Regions from separate parts of the Homo sapiens genome. Here region 1 is linked to region 2. A link is a loop called in an ENCODE intact Hi-C map of the cell type or tissue named here. Cell type or tissue: OCI-LY7. All regions are shown on one strand. Links, peaks and the distances in the headings refer to the core of each region. The heading gives the core; the rest is flanking DNA.

Evidence for each region. Peaks named below come from ENCODE experiments on the same cell type or tissue, not always from the same donor. Only the 100,000 strongest peaks of a DNase experiment are listed, where the experiment ranks them.
Region 1: a loop joins it to region 2, with 10 times the contacts of the local background. A loop is called at or near these places in 51 of 110 quality-filtered maps.

What each region holds. Positions count from the first base shown.
Region 1 is chr3:125,162,470-125,165,272 of GRCh38, forward strand. The region is part of intron 5 of SLC12A8 (solute carrier family 12 member 8); the gene reads right to left. Among named protein-coding and RNA genes, the nearest start is that of MIR5092, 12 kb to the left of the region's middle. RefSeq lists an enhancer at 1,913-1,982. In OCI-LY7, for the core only: CTCF peaks have their summits at 1,472 and 1,685; a DNase peak (open chromatin) is centred at 1,572; H3K27ac peaks cover 511 bases.
Region 2 is chr3:124,927,200-124,930,002 of GRCh38, forward strand. MUC13 (mucin 13, cell surface associated) reads right to left here. Exons shown (of 12, transcript NM_033049.4): 2 at 333-794. Among named protein-coding and RNA genes, the nearest start is that of MUC13, 6.2 kb to the right of the region's middle. In OCI-LY7, for the core only: CTCF peaks have their summits at 1,605 (motif pointing right) and 1,806; a DNase peak (open chromatin) is centred at 1,612.

The DNA of each region.
Region 1 (2,803 bases), core at 157-2,656, 240 kb after region 2:
AAGCCAACGGAGGGTGGAAGCAACAGGAGCGTGGTGCAGATCCACCAGCCCCAACTCCACCTCCTGGGTTTCATCCCTCCCTTAGCACCAGCGAGGACTTCCAGATTCAGATTGTTTTTGGTCTTAAGAACTTTCTTGTCACAGCCAAGTGGCAGGCGGGACATGGTAATTGGCCTATGTTGCGCTTGGACCTAGCAAATGAGTAAACTTTTCAAGACTAAATCATCAATGCTACCCACTCTGGATCCTCCAAACACCTGCTCATTATCAGCATCTGCAATACAACAAGTACCTACCTAGGTAGTAACTAACATACATAATGGTGATTCACAAAGAGGAATGAGGGCAGTAAGAGGAAGGATCCCAGGCCTGGCCAGAAACCCCTATCCAGTAGCTCATACCAAGGGTCCAGCTAGGGATACAGGCAGAGGGAAAGAGATCAGAACCAGAAAAAGAGGAAGAGGAAAAAGAGTCAGAGTCAGAAAGGGATGGGAAGAAAGAAAAAGAAAAAAAGACAGGAGAAACCTAATAAAGGTTTGAAATGGTCCTTGGGGCCAGGTGCGGTGGCTCATGCCTATAATCCCAGCCCTTTGGGAGGCCAAGACAGGTGGACTATTTGAGCCCAGGAGTTCGAGACTAGTCTGGGCAACATGATGAAACCCTGTCTCTACAAAAGATACAAAAAGATACAGGTGGTACACACCTGTAGTCCCAGCTACTCAGGAGGCTGACAAGTGGGAGAATCGCTTAAGCCTGGGAAGTTGAGGCTGCAGTAGGTCAATATCACACCACTGCACTCTAACCTGGGTGAGAGAGCAAGACCCTGTCTCAAAAACAAAAATAATAAAAAAAAGAAAGCCGGGTGCGGTGGTTCACGCCTGTAATCCCAGCACTTTGGGAGGCCGAGGTGGACGGATCACGAGGTCGGGAGATCGAGACCATCCTGACTAACACGGTGAAACCCCGTCTCTACTAAAAAAAAATAGAAAAAATTAGCCAGGCGCCTGTAGTCCCAGCTACTTGGGAGGCTGAGGCAGGAGAATGGTGTGAACCTGGGAGGCAGAGCTTGGAGTGAGCTGAGATTGCGCCACTGCACTCCAGCCTGGGCAACAGAGCGAGACTCTGTCTCAAAAAAAAAAAAAATTAAAAAAAAAGAAAAAGAAATGCTACTTGGTGCTTCCCATGTCTTTCATTGTGGCCACAAATTCCAGCAGGTCTGCTGCCTCTTTAGGGGCCCTGTGATCCCTTCATACTGCTGATTAACACAACCTTCCAAGGAATCATCCAAGAAAGGGGCAGAAATTCTCCCTGATGCTGGGGTCAGACTGCCCAAGGCCAAGGATGCAGAGGGCTGGGGCCGAGCAGCTGGGCTCCCAAGCTGGCCTCACCCTGTGTGCTCCAGGAGGTGCTGCTGAGGCCCTGTGGGCTGAGCTGGGAGCGCCCCTGCCTGGCCGGACACCATTCCCTGCCTGACGTGGGACTTGAGTTTGGTCCTGAGCTGAGCGTGTCTATGGCCTCTGTTCCTGGTGGCACTGGGGAGGTATGTTTTAGCCGCCTCAGCTCCTGGTCCTCACAGTCCACATCTCATTTCCTGCTTCCCCTTAAAGAGGCTCACCTCTAACAGTTTTAACCAGGCATGAACGGGCCCAGCGGAGACTGGCAGGTTCTCAGACCCCCTTGATCCGAAAGGAGAAAGGAAGCAGTAAGGAGTTCACCAACTTCCTCCAAGGGCACCCCAGAGCCAGCGGGTGCCAGGGGGCACCAGGGAATCACGCTTTGGAGTCAGGTGCCTCTGGGTTTCAATCCTGGCTGAGCCACGGACTATGCAAACTCAAGAAAGTTGCATAACCTCTCTGTGGCTTTGACTTCCTTGTCTGTAAAACTGGAATAACCATCTCACCCATCTCACTCAGTTGTTTCAAAGATAAATAGAATAATCTATGCAAAGTGCCTGACACAGAGTTGGTGCTCCTTCCCAGTTCGTCACACACATCCACACCCACAACTAAGCAGGTGTTTGCTGTACTTGTGGCCCTCAGCTGAGTGCAGGTCGAGTGGGAAATGCAGGAGGAAAAGGAGCCAGTCCTTACGTCAGGGGCTAACTGAAGAAGAGTTCCAGTCCTGGCCCTGAGCCTGTGCCCAGTGTAAAGGGGATGACAGTCTTGTCTCCAGGGTCTTGCCGGCCTGAGCGCTGAGGTACTTGGCCTGGATTGCCTTGGTTTCCTCCACTGAGCCTGGGCGCCCATCTCTGCAGATAACAGAGCAGAGCCTGCATGAGTAGAGGCTGAAAGGCAAAGGTTCTCAACCCTGGCTGCACAGTAGCACCAGGAGCACTTGAAAATACAGACCAATGGGCCCACCCCAGAGTGCTGATTTACTCGGTCTGGGGTGGAGCTTGGGATTCTTCTTTCCACACCTGAGGCTCCCCTGGTGCTTCTGATGTGCAGACAGGGTTAAGAACCCCAGGGATGGAGGCCAGGCTGTGAGGCTGGGGCCCCCACTTAAACCGCTCATCAGCTATTCTGAGACTTTCTTCCTCTCTGCTGGGCCAGGAAGGTGGCTGGAGACTGAGGCCTGGGCTTTGAAGTTACTTCACCTCTCTAGGTCACTGTTCCTGCATCTTTGAGGAGGGGAAAGCAACCCAGCCCACCTCCCTCCCACCATCATCATGAGGGTCACATGAGAGAGTGCGGAAGGCCATGCTGTGTAGCATCACCCACCCCACCAGCCCAGAAGGAGAACGTGAATGCCAGGATCCCACAGCCATTTCACGCAAAAGAGTGTTTCCTCTTAGTACCTCTGT
Region 2 (2,803 bases), core at 197-2,696:
CAGCTGAAACTATTTCTAAAAATCCCCTAGGGAGAGGAAAGCTATAGAGCTACCTTTCACAAAGCCCAAGTTCATTAAAAAAAATACTGCACAGCTAGCAAATAACTTGAGGTAGGATGGGAGGGAAGGAAAGGAGAACAGAAGGAAACTGAGGATTTTAGGGCCTCTGCTGTCACTACATTGTGACACAGATTTCAAGCCCACAGTTCATTTCCAAAGAAACCTTGGGCCTCTTTAGACCCATTTTCCTACCCCACCAGAACATACCCACCTCCCTCCCTCCACAATTGTACTCTCCATCCTTGGGGAGTCTTTGAGGGAATTGTCCTTACCTGTGCTGTTTAGGGTGCTGGTCTCCAATAAAGCGGTGCCAGTGGGAGGCCCTGATGATTGATTGTCTTCTGTGGTGGGGGACATTTCATTGTTACTTTGTGTTTCAGAAGGAACCATTGTGATTAATCCATCATTTGGAGATGAAGCGGTGATTATGTCAGAGGTAGCTAATGAATTTACATTTGTGGTTGACTCACTGTCTGCAGCAGTAGGTATAGGAATTGTGGAGGAACTATGTGTACTAATTATGGGGGGAGCAGGTGTAGGAATTGTGGAGGAACTATGTGTACTAATTATGGGGGGAGCAGGTGAAGTAGCTGTTGGGAAAGAAGGTGTATTTGCTGTGGTGCTAGCAGTTTCAGGGAAATTAGTTTCAGTGGTATCAGCTGCAGCTACTGTAGGACCACTAGTCGCAGTTTCTGTGGTTGTTACAGCATCAGCTGAGTTGCCTTGGTTGGTGGCTGGAGGAACAAAGATACCAAGTTTGAGGAGACAGTACATTGAATAACTAATGGCAGTTACTTAATACTAAATCATATCCAACTCATTCTTTTTTTTTTTTTTTTAGAGGTAGGGTTTCCCCAAGTTGCCTAGATTGGTCATAAACCCCTGGGCTCAAGCAGTCCACCCTCCTTGGCCTCCCAAAGTGCTGAGATTATAGGTATGAAGTGCCATGCCCAGCCTCAACTCATTCTTTTCTGGAAAAATGAAAATATATGACTACATTAAAAATTAAAATACATGGTTATTTCTAAACACAAAAAACCCACAATAAATAACATTAAAAATTAAACAGACAAAACTGGAAAAAATGTTATTGAAAAATGTGACAAATAAAGAGTTAATGTTTATTTATTTATTTTAGGAATAAGGTCTTGCTCTGCCACCCAGGCTGGAGTGCAGTAGTGTGATCATAGTTCACTGCAGCCTTGAGCTCCTAGGCTCAAGCAATCCTCCCACCTCAGCCTCCCAAATAGCTAGGACTACAGTTGTAACACCTCCATGGCTGGCTAATTTTTTTGTGTGTTTTAGAGATGAGGGTCTCACTATGCTGGCTAGGCTGGTCTCTTAACTCCTGGCCTCAAATGATCCTCCTGCCTCAGCCTCCCAAAGTGCTGGGATTGCAGATGTGACCCACCAGTCCCGCAGAAGAGTTAATGTTTTTTAAGTTGAATACTAAGAAGTAATATTATTTATGCCTGTAGTCACGTAACTGTAGATCAGGGTTTAATATACTTCAGACCATTCTCAGTGAGGACAATTGAGAATGCCACAAGGTGGCGCAGTGACTACCCAGAAATGGACTACTTTTGTCTTTCTGCACTTTAAGGCAACTGTCCCATTTTTTCATTACCTTGATAGATTGAGGGAGGGAAAGGTTAGGGTTGGGTAATTTAAAGAATAATAAAATAAAAATACCTCATTAAGTGCTTATTATACTTCTTCCAAAATTTTATTCTAGTAGTGTTTTCCCATTCACAATTCTAGATACATTGACTAAGAGTAAGATGAATAAGTGATCTTTGCCCTCTGAGCTATGATGGATATCAAAGTCGCATTTTCACAACTTTTAGGAACCCCTGGACACATGGAGTAGTAAACTCTAGGGATCCAGTGATCCATTTTCTTCCCCCACTCTTTTATTTTATTTTTTTTTTTTAGAGACATGGTCTTGTTCTGTCACACATGCTGGAGTGCAGTGGTGCCATAATAGCTCACTGCAGCGCTGAAACTCCTGGGCTCAAGTGATCCTCCCACCTTGGCCGCCCAAGTGTTAGGATAACAGGTGTAAGCCACCTTGCCTGGCCCAGTGATAAGTTTTCTAGAACTTTTCCTTGTCTCTAAGAACTCTGACCTTGACAATAGGTTAAAAAAATTATTGAAAGAAAAAGGTTTAGTGAGGAAGCAATTTCTAAACCTTAGGGTGCAGAGAACTGCAGAATATGCTTCCTGATTCCCCGATGGGTCTATGAGCCCCTTGAGGGCAGAGCCTGATTCTTCACCTTGAAGAGGGCTTGGCTAACATAGCCATTCAGAAGTGTTGAAGAGATCAGCAATTGCTCTTCCTAGGTAAGAAATACATCAGCAACTGGCAATGTTGACTGCCAGTCTTCCTATTCCTGCCACTCAGGATAGTTCTCATCTATCAAGCACTGGCCCTGTGCCCGACTGTACCTGTGAAGTAGACATAAGTGCCCACATTTGACAGAAGAGCCCACCAATACTCAGAAGGGTTAAGGAATTTGCCCAGAGGCAAAGCCAGGTCTGTGAGATGACAATGTCCTAACTATCACTTGATTAAAGTTATGGGGAAGGCCATCCATTTAATGAAAAAGCCAAGACCCCCGAGGAACAAACACAAGAAAAGCAAATAGAGAAAATTGGGGATCAGAATGAAAGCGGTGGAAATAGAAGTGACCTCCACGGTGCCCTCTATCATCGGAGTAGCAGTGAGAGTGGCCAGGGGCTG